Linked DNA regions of Homo sapiens: region 2 is linked to region 1. Evidence: read pairs that join two places in POLR2A ChIA-PET (ENCODE). Cell type or tissue: endothelial cell of umbilical vein. All regions are shown on one strand. Each heading gives the region's core, and the rest is flanking DNA. Links, peaks and the distances in the headings are about the cores only.

What was found. ChIA-PET counts read pairs that join two places held together with the same protein. Peaks named below come from ENCODE experiments on the same cell type or tissue, not always from the same donor. Only the 100,000 strongest peaks of a DNase experiment are listed, where the experiment ranks them.
Region 2: POLR2A ChIA-PET joins it to region 1 with 5 read pairs; 3 of 35 experiments call an interaction of 5 or more read pairs at or near these places.

What each region holds. Positions count from the first base shown.
Region 1 is chr1:61,041,527-61,044,436 of GRCh38, forward strand. No RefSeq gene overlaps it. Among named protein-coding and RNA genes, the nearest start is that of NFIA, 40 kb to the right of the region's middle. In endothelial cell of umbilical vein, for the core only: a CTCF peak has its summit at 1,603 (motif pointing left); a DNase peak (open chromatin) is centred at 1,615; H3K4me3 peaks cover 810 bases; H3K27ac peaks cover 425 bases.
Region 2 is chr1:61,357,310-61,360,219 of GRCh38, forward strand. It overlaps NFIA (nuclear factor I A), which reads left to right. Exons shown (of 11, transcript NM_001134673.4): 6 at 1,838-1,965. Among named protein-coding and RNA genes, the nearest start is that of NFIA-AS1, 110 kb to the left of the region's middle. In endothelial cell of umbilical vein, for the core only: no CTCF peak of the experiment used is centred there; a DNase peak (open chromatin) is centred at 1,652; H3K27ac peaks cover 520 bases.

The DNA.
Region 1 (2,910 bases), core at 111-2,610:
ATTTTAGTTTTATTTCTAAATATTATTAGACAATAATTAGAAATATTAAATTATTGGCCGGGCGCGGTGGCTCACACCTGTAATCCCAGCACTTTGGGAGGAGGGCGGATCACAAGGTCAGGAGATCGAGACCATCCTGGCTAACACAGTGAAACCCCGTCTCTACTAAAAATAGAAAAAATTAGCCGCGGGTGCTGGTGGGCGCCTGTAGTCCCAGCTACACAGGAGGCTGAGGCAGGAGAATGGCGTGAGCCCGAGAGTCGGAGCTTGCAGTGAGCCGAGATCACACTACTGCACTCCAGCCTGGGCGACAGAGCGAGACTCCTTCTCAAAAAAAAAAAAAAAAAAAGAAAAGAAAAGAAATATTAAATTATTAAGGCCCTGGTTTAATCCATGAGACAGTAGATTACAGCGGTAAATAGCATGAGCTCTGGGGTCAGACCGTAGGAGTTTGGGAAAGTGACTTCTAGACAACTTTGAGCAAATTACTTAGCATCTCTATGTCTGGGCTTCCTAATCTGGAGAATGAGGATGACAGTGGTACACATTTCAGATGGTTGCTTTGAGGATTAAATGAGATAATACCTGTAAAGTTTAGAACAATGCCAGGCACATGGTAAGGCTTGGAGTTAGTTATTGTAGAAGGGGCTCTATAAATAAATGTTTAATTGAAAAAAATCAACAGTCCAACTGGGGGTGGCAGTTAACCACTCTTACCCCAAAATGGAAACCTCTTGCTATTGGAATAACTTTCCAGAATAAAATATATGAAAGAAAACTTGATGAAATACAGGCATTAAATGTTATCACATAACCATCCGTAAATTCTGGGTTTCCACAAAGCAGTTCTTCCGAATCATAATTAAGGGTTTGAAAGTCAAATGATTTAACTGCTAGTTTTAATTACCTCTTGGTGAACTTTAGTGTGTTAGAATTGTCACAACTTTCCTTGAGGATTACTCTGAAGTCAAGCAATACAGTGGGAAATTATTAACTCCTACTTTGGTACAGCAATTATCTGCATTACAAGGTTTATGCAATTAGCTGTTTAAGATGTCATTATATTTTGCCATCTGGTACACAGGAGTTTATGCATATGAACAGGCACGTGTTGAAGTGATTTTCACTATATGACTTGTTCTCAACCCAAGTCATCGCTCTAATGAGGGGAAGTTGCCGTGCACCGTACATTAGTGGCAGGTGCACACTATCAAGCTTCATTTTCATCGAAGACCTTCATTTTTCCATTTTAAAGTATTCTGCACAAGTGCTGGAAAATTAATTAGTCGTTCTCAATTGAACAACGCCTGCAGACGTGTTCTTTAGCAGTTAGGCGGGGGCACGGCTTCAGGTAGGGGCCACTCCTCCTCCTCACCCGGACGGCTGCAAGGAACCCTCATTCTGTGCAAAGCCAGGGCGCAATCCTGTGCAGTAAACCTCCCCTCGCGAAGAGGGAAGCGGGGTTCGCTGTTGCACCCCAGGCCGAGCGCCCTAGGGGAGAGGGCGCCGCAGCGAGTCCCGAGATCCGAGCCCGGCCTCGACGCCGGAGCGCTCCCGGAGCTGGTCCTTGCCCGAAGCGCATTAAAACGGCGCCCTCTGGTGTCAGCTCGCGGCGGCCGGGTAAAAGCAGTGGCGCTGGGGGTAGAGTTCTACTCGCCACCCTGTTCGCAAACTGAAAGATCCCCGAGTTTAGAAAGTGTCTTGCCGCTCTGCGGACGCTGTGTCCGCGGCCCCGCTGTCGCGCAGAGCTGGGCTGCGATCAGAAAGTCCGGCTCCCCTGGCCCCAGACAGTGGCTCCCGGGGGAACCAGCGTGGAGGGTGAGGAGGGACCTGGCCTTCGAAGGCAGGAAGGACAGAACCCCCAAGCCACGACGGCAGCGGGGCGCGGGGACGGCCGGGCTCCAGCCACAGAGGCCCGAACTCGGCCCGCACTGCCCGGCGGCAGGCCGCGAAGGAGCCCCGGGTAGTGGGGGCGGCAGGAAGGAGAGGCGCGCAGGGCCTTCGGGGCCTCCCCAAGCCCCGGGCTCCCGTCTGGGCTTTGTGGGTTGGCGGTGTCTGAATCGCCGACGGGCCGAGCCGTGCCGGGAAGGCGCGCGGCCCCGCGCGGGCACCTGGCCGAGGCCGCCCCGCGCTGCCATTGAAATGTGACACTGATGAACGAGCTAGGCCCGCGGCTTTCTTTGGGAGAGTTGGAAGTCGCCAGCCGCGAGATCTGGGGCTCTCAGGTTCCCTGGGAAACGTTCTCCCCGCACCCCACTGCCTCCACCTTCGGCACTATTGCTATCCTCTCCCATTTCCCCCCAACACACACACACACACACACACACACACACACACACACACACCCCTCACGCGTTTTCGAGTGCCAGACCAAGAGTCTTAAGTTCAGCTCCAGGAAGACAGGGTAGTGGCGGGAAAGAACATTCTGACGACGGGGAAGTTTGAGTTGGTTGGGGCTGAGTCAATAAAGTCGCCCCTTGAGCCTTTTGTTTTGAGGCTTTGATTGCAACGGCGCCTTTCGCCTTTTATATTTGGGGCCTGGTGGGTGACAGTGAGGGGACAGAGGAAGGGGACGAAGCACGTGGAACCTGGCCCCTTTTGGGATGTTTCTGCACCAGCTTTTGTTGGGGGAGAGGATGGGAAGGGAAGGAGGGAGAGTGGGTGCCTTACAGGCAACCAGCAAGGATTTCTTGAGAGACAACAACGTGCGGAGCACTGAATCAGGCACCAGCAGCGCTTATTGAGAATGAGAATAGGATCTTGCAAGCTGATTAGCGAGAGAAAAATTCAAAAAAGGGACAAATTGGTTAGATTAAGTATCCAAATAGATGCAGCAAAGCTGAGTAAACAAATCAAGGATGGGTATTGGAATTGGCTAGTGGAGTCTCAGAGCATCTGTGTGTGGACATC
Region 2 (2,910 bases), core at 252-2,751, 320 kb after region 1:
GGTCCTGGAATGCTCCTGATCTGCAAGACATTAACCCTTTAGATTTCGGACTGTGAGGGTGTCTGGGACAAAGAAGGGGAGGCAAGGTTGGAAGAAATGTATGGAGTTTAAGACAATGACAGTTTGCCCATTGATAATATTTTTAATACCAAATGGCTGCCTGAGTGGTACATCAGCTGTAGAGCAGCCCTGCCTCTGCCCTTTCCTTCATTCTTCCCTGTCTCCTTGACCCTCTTGAAGATAGCTCAGGAGCCATTTCCTCCAGGAAGCCTTTCCCGAACCCCTGGCTCATCACTGTCTCCATTGTGTGACCCACTGTACCCTGTGTGTGGTTCCATCATAACTCCTATATTTCTCTTTTGCACAGTTTTGTTTGCCTCTCTGTCTCCATGTCTGACTCATCTCTATATCCCAGCACTTTGCACAGCACCTGGCATGTAGGATGCGCACAGTAGGTATTTCATGAATGAAACATACGAAAACTTCTGTCCCCTGAAACGTGAAGAAGAGATTTCCCAACACGCACTCCCAGTAGATATGAAATCTACTCATCCTAATAATATGGGTAGATTTGACAGTTTTATCACCCCTGCAAACTTCCTGATTCTGTGGCATTCAATTAAAACAACTACAGCAAGCATAGCAGCAGGCGGCATTTCACTACGTTTTCACTCCTGAAGCCTCAAACTGGGGAGAATATTCAGTCCTTCAACTGGAAAAAATGAGATATATTCTGAAAGTTTCTTGACCGTACCTCTCCAAAAAATGAAAATCCCTACCCTGATGGAATAAAACTTTGTTTTGATAATCTTTGCATAGAGAAAGCACATAAAAGTCATTGGGCCACTCTTTTTTTATGTCTCTTGTTCTCAGGGGACAGAGCACTCCTTCTTCCTTCCTTTTTATTTGTTTTGTTCACTGATTTATTTCTAGTATTTAGAGCAGGACCTGGACTAGCTGTGCAGTAAATGTTTTTTTGAATGAACAACTCCAAGTGGAAGATGGGAAAATGTGGCAAAAGAAAAAAAAAGCAATCCAAACTTTTCATTTTCTTTTCTTTTCTTTCTTTCTTTTTTTTTTTTTTTTTTTTTTTTTGAGACAGAATCTTGCTCTGTCGCCCAGGGTTGAGTGCAGTGGCACGATCTCGGCTCACTGCAACCTCCACCTCTCAATTCAAGCAATTGTCCTGCCTCAGCCTCCCGAGTAGCTGGGATTACAGGTGCCTGCCACCACACCCAGCTAATTTTTGCACTTTTAGTAGAGATAGGATTTTACCATGTTGGCCAGGATGGTCTCAAACTCCTGACCTCAAGTGTGATCAGCCTGCCTTGGCCTCCCAAAGTCCTGGGATTACAGGCTTGAGCCACCATGCCCAGCCCAATCCAAGCTTTTCCTGAAGGATCACGAGCCCTGCTTTTTATCCTTTCTGAGGTTCCAGCAGGGATTAAATTGATGCCCAGGTTCATTGCTGATGGCCAGGCCCCAGCCACCACCTGTGGAGATAGGAAATATGTGGCCTTACTCCCAACACTTCCAGGTGGAGGCAGGAGCTAGAGCCAGCCGCTTATTCCTCAAAGGAAACAGGAACAGGATGTGGCAGCAGCAGCAACTTGATTGACAATAAAAATCAAACTCAGACACTTGGAACAACACAGACCCAAGACTTTGTTCTACATCCAGTGACTCACCAGACTGAACAGAAGTTTAAAAGGAGTCCTAGAACTACATTAAGTTGCCCAATTGCTTCCTCCCTTGGCTTTCTTTCAACCAGAGGTGCAGTGTCCAAGAGAAAGGTGGTTGCGATTGCTTTTAAACATGCACCCATTTGTTATTTCAGCTCCACAAAGCGCCTCAAGTCTGTGGAGGATGAAATGGACAGTCCTGGTGAGGAGCCATTTTATACAGGCCAAGGGCGCTCCCCAGGAAGTGGCAGTCAGTCAAGTGGATGGCATGAAGTGGAGCCAGGTAAGCAGAGTGGCGGCACGGGCATGTGGCTAACACTGTGAAACTGAAAATACGTGTGGGGTCCCATGCCACGCATAAAAGTGAAGAAAGAAAGCTCAAGGTAGTTCACTTTTTCAGGATGAGCACTTGTTTGTATTGTAATCTGATTGCCACATTCATAAAAGGATGGCTGTGCAAAGCAGTAGTAATTCAACTGAAATGCAAGACTGGTGAGATGGTGTATGATTTTCTGCTCTTACATATTTTCCCCTACACCACAATCCAGCATTTGATTTGCTTTTGGTTTTTTTGTTTGTTTTGTTTTGTTTGTTTGTTTGCTTTTTTGAGACAGAGTCTTGCCCTGTCGCCCGGGCTGGAGTACAGTGGCATGATCTTGGCTCACTGCAACCTCCTTCTCCCTGGTTCCTCCTTCTTCTGCCTCAGCCTCCCGAGTAGCTGGGATTACAGGCACCTGCCACCACGCCTGGCTAATTTTTTGTATTTTTAGTAGAGACGGGGTTTCACCATGTTGGCCAAGCTGGTCAATTTTTGTATTTTTAAAAGAGACGGGGTTTCACCATGTTGGCCAGGCTGGTCTCAAACTCCTGACCTTGTGATTCACCCACCTCGGCCTCCCAATTGTTTTTGTTTTTATACTATCTTTTGGTTTAGTTTTTGAAATTATCTTTTAATCCTAATAAAAATCTATCAACTTTTTCAGCAGGATCGATAACATTCGAAAGAAGAATGGGTTCCTTGCGATAGTTTAGACTCAGATTTTTATATAATAAGGACACTTTGCAATATTTTTCCTATTACTGGATATCATCATGATTATTTTTCTATTTAAATGGAACAACTCTCTTTATTCTGATCTGTACTAAACTGAACAAATGATGACTGCTGGTCTAATCTCCTGGGGTAGTCTAATCTTGGCTCTGGAGTCTTGGGAGTAATATGGATAAG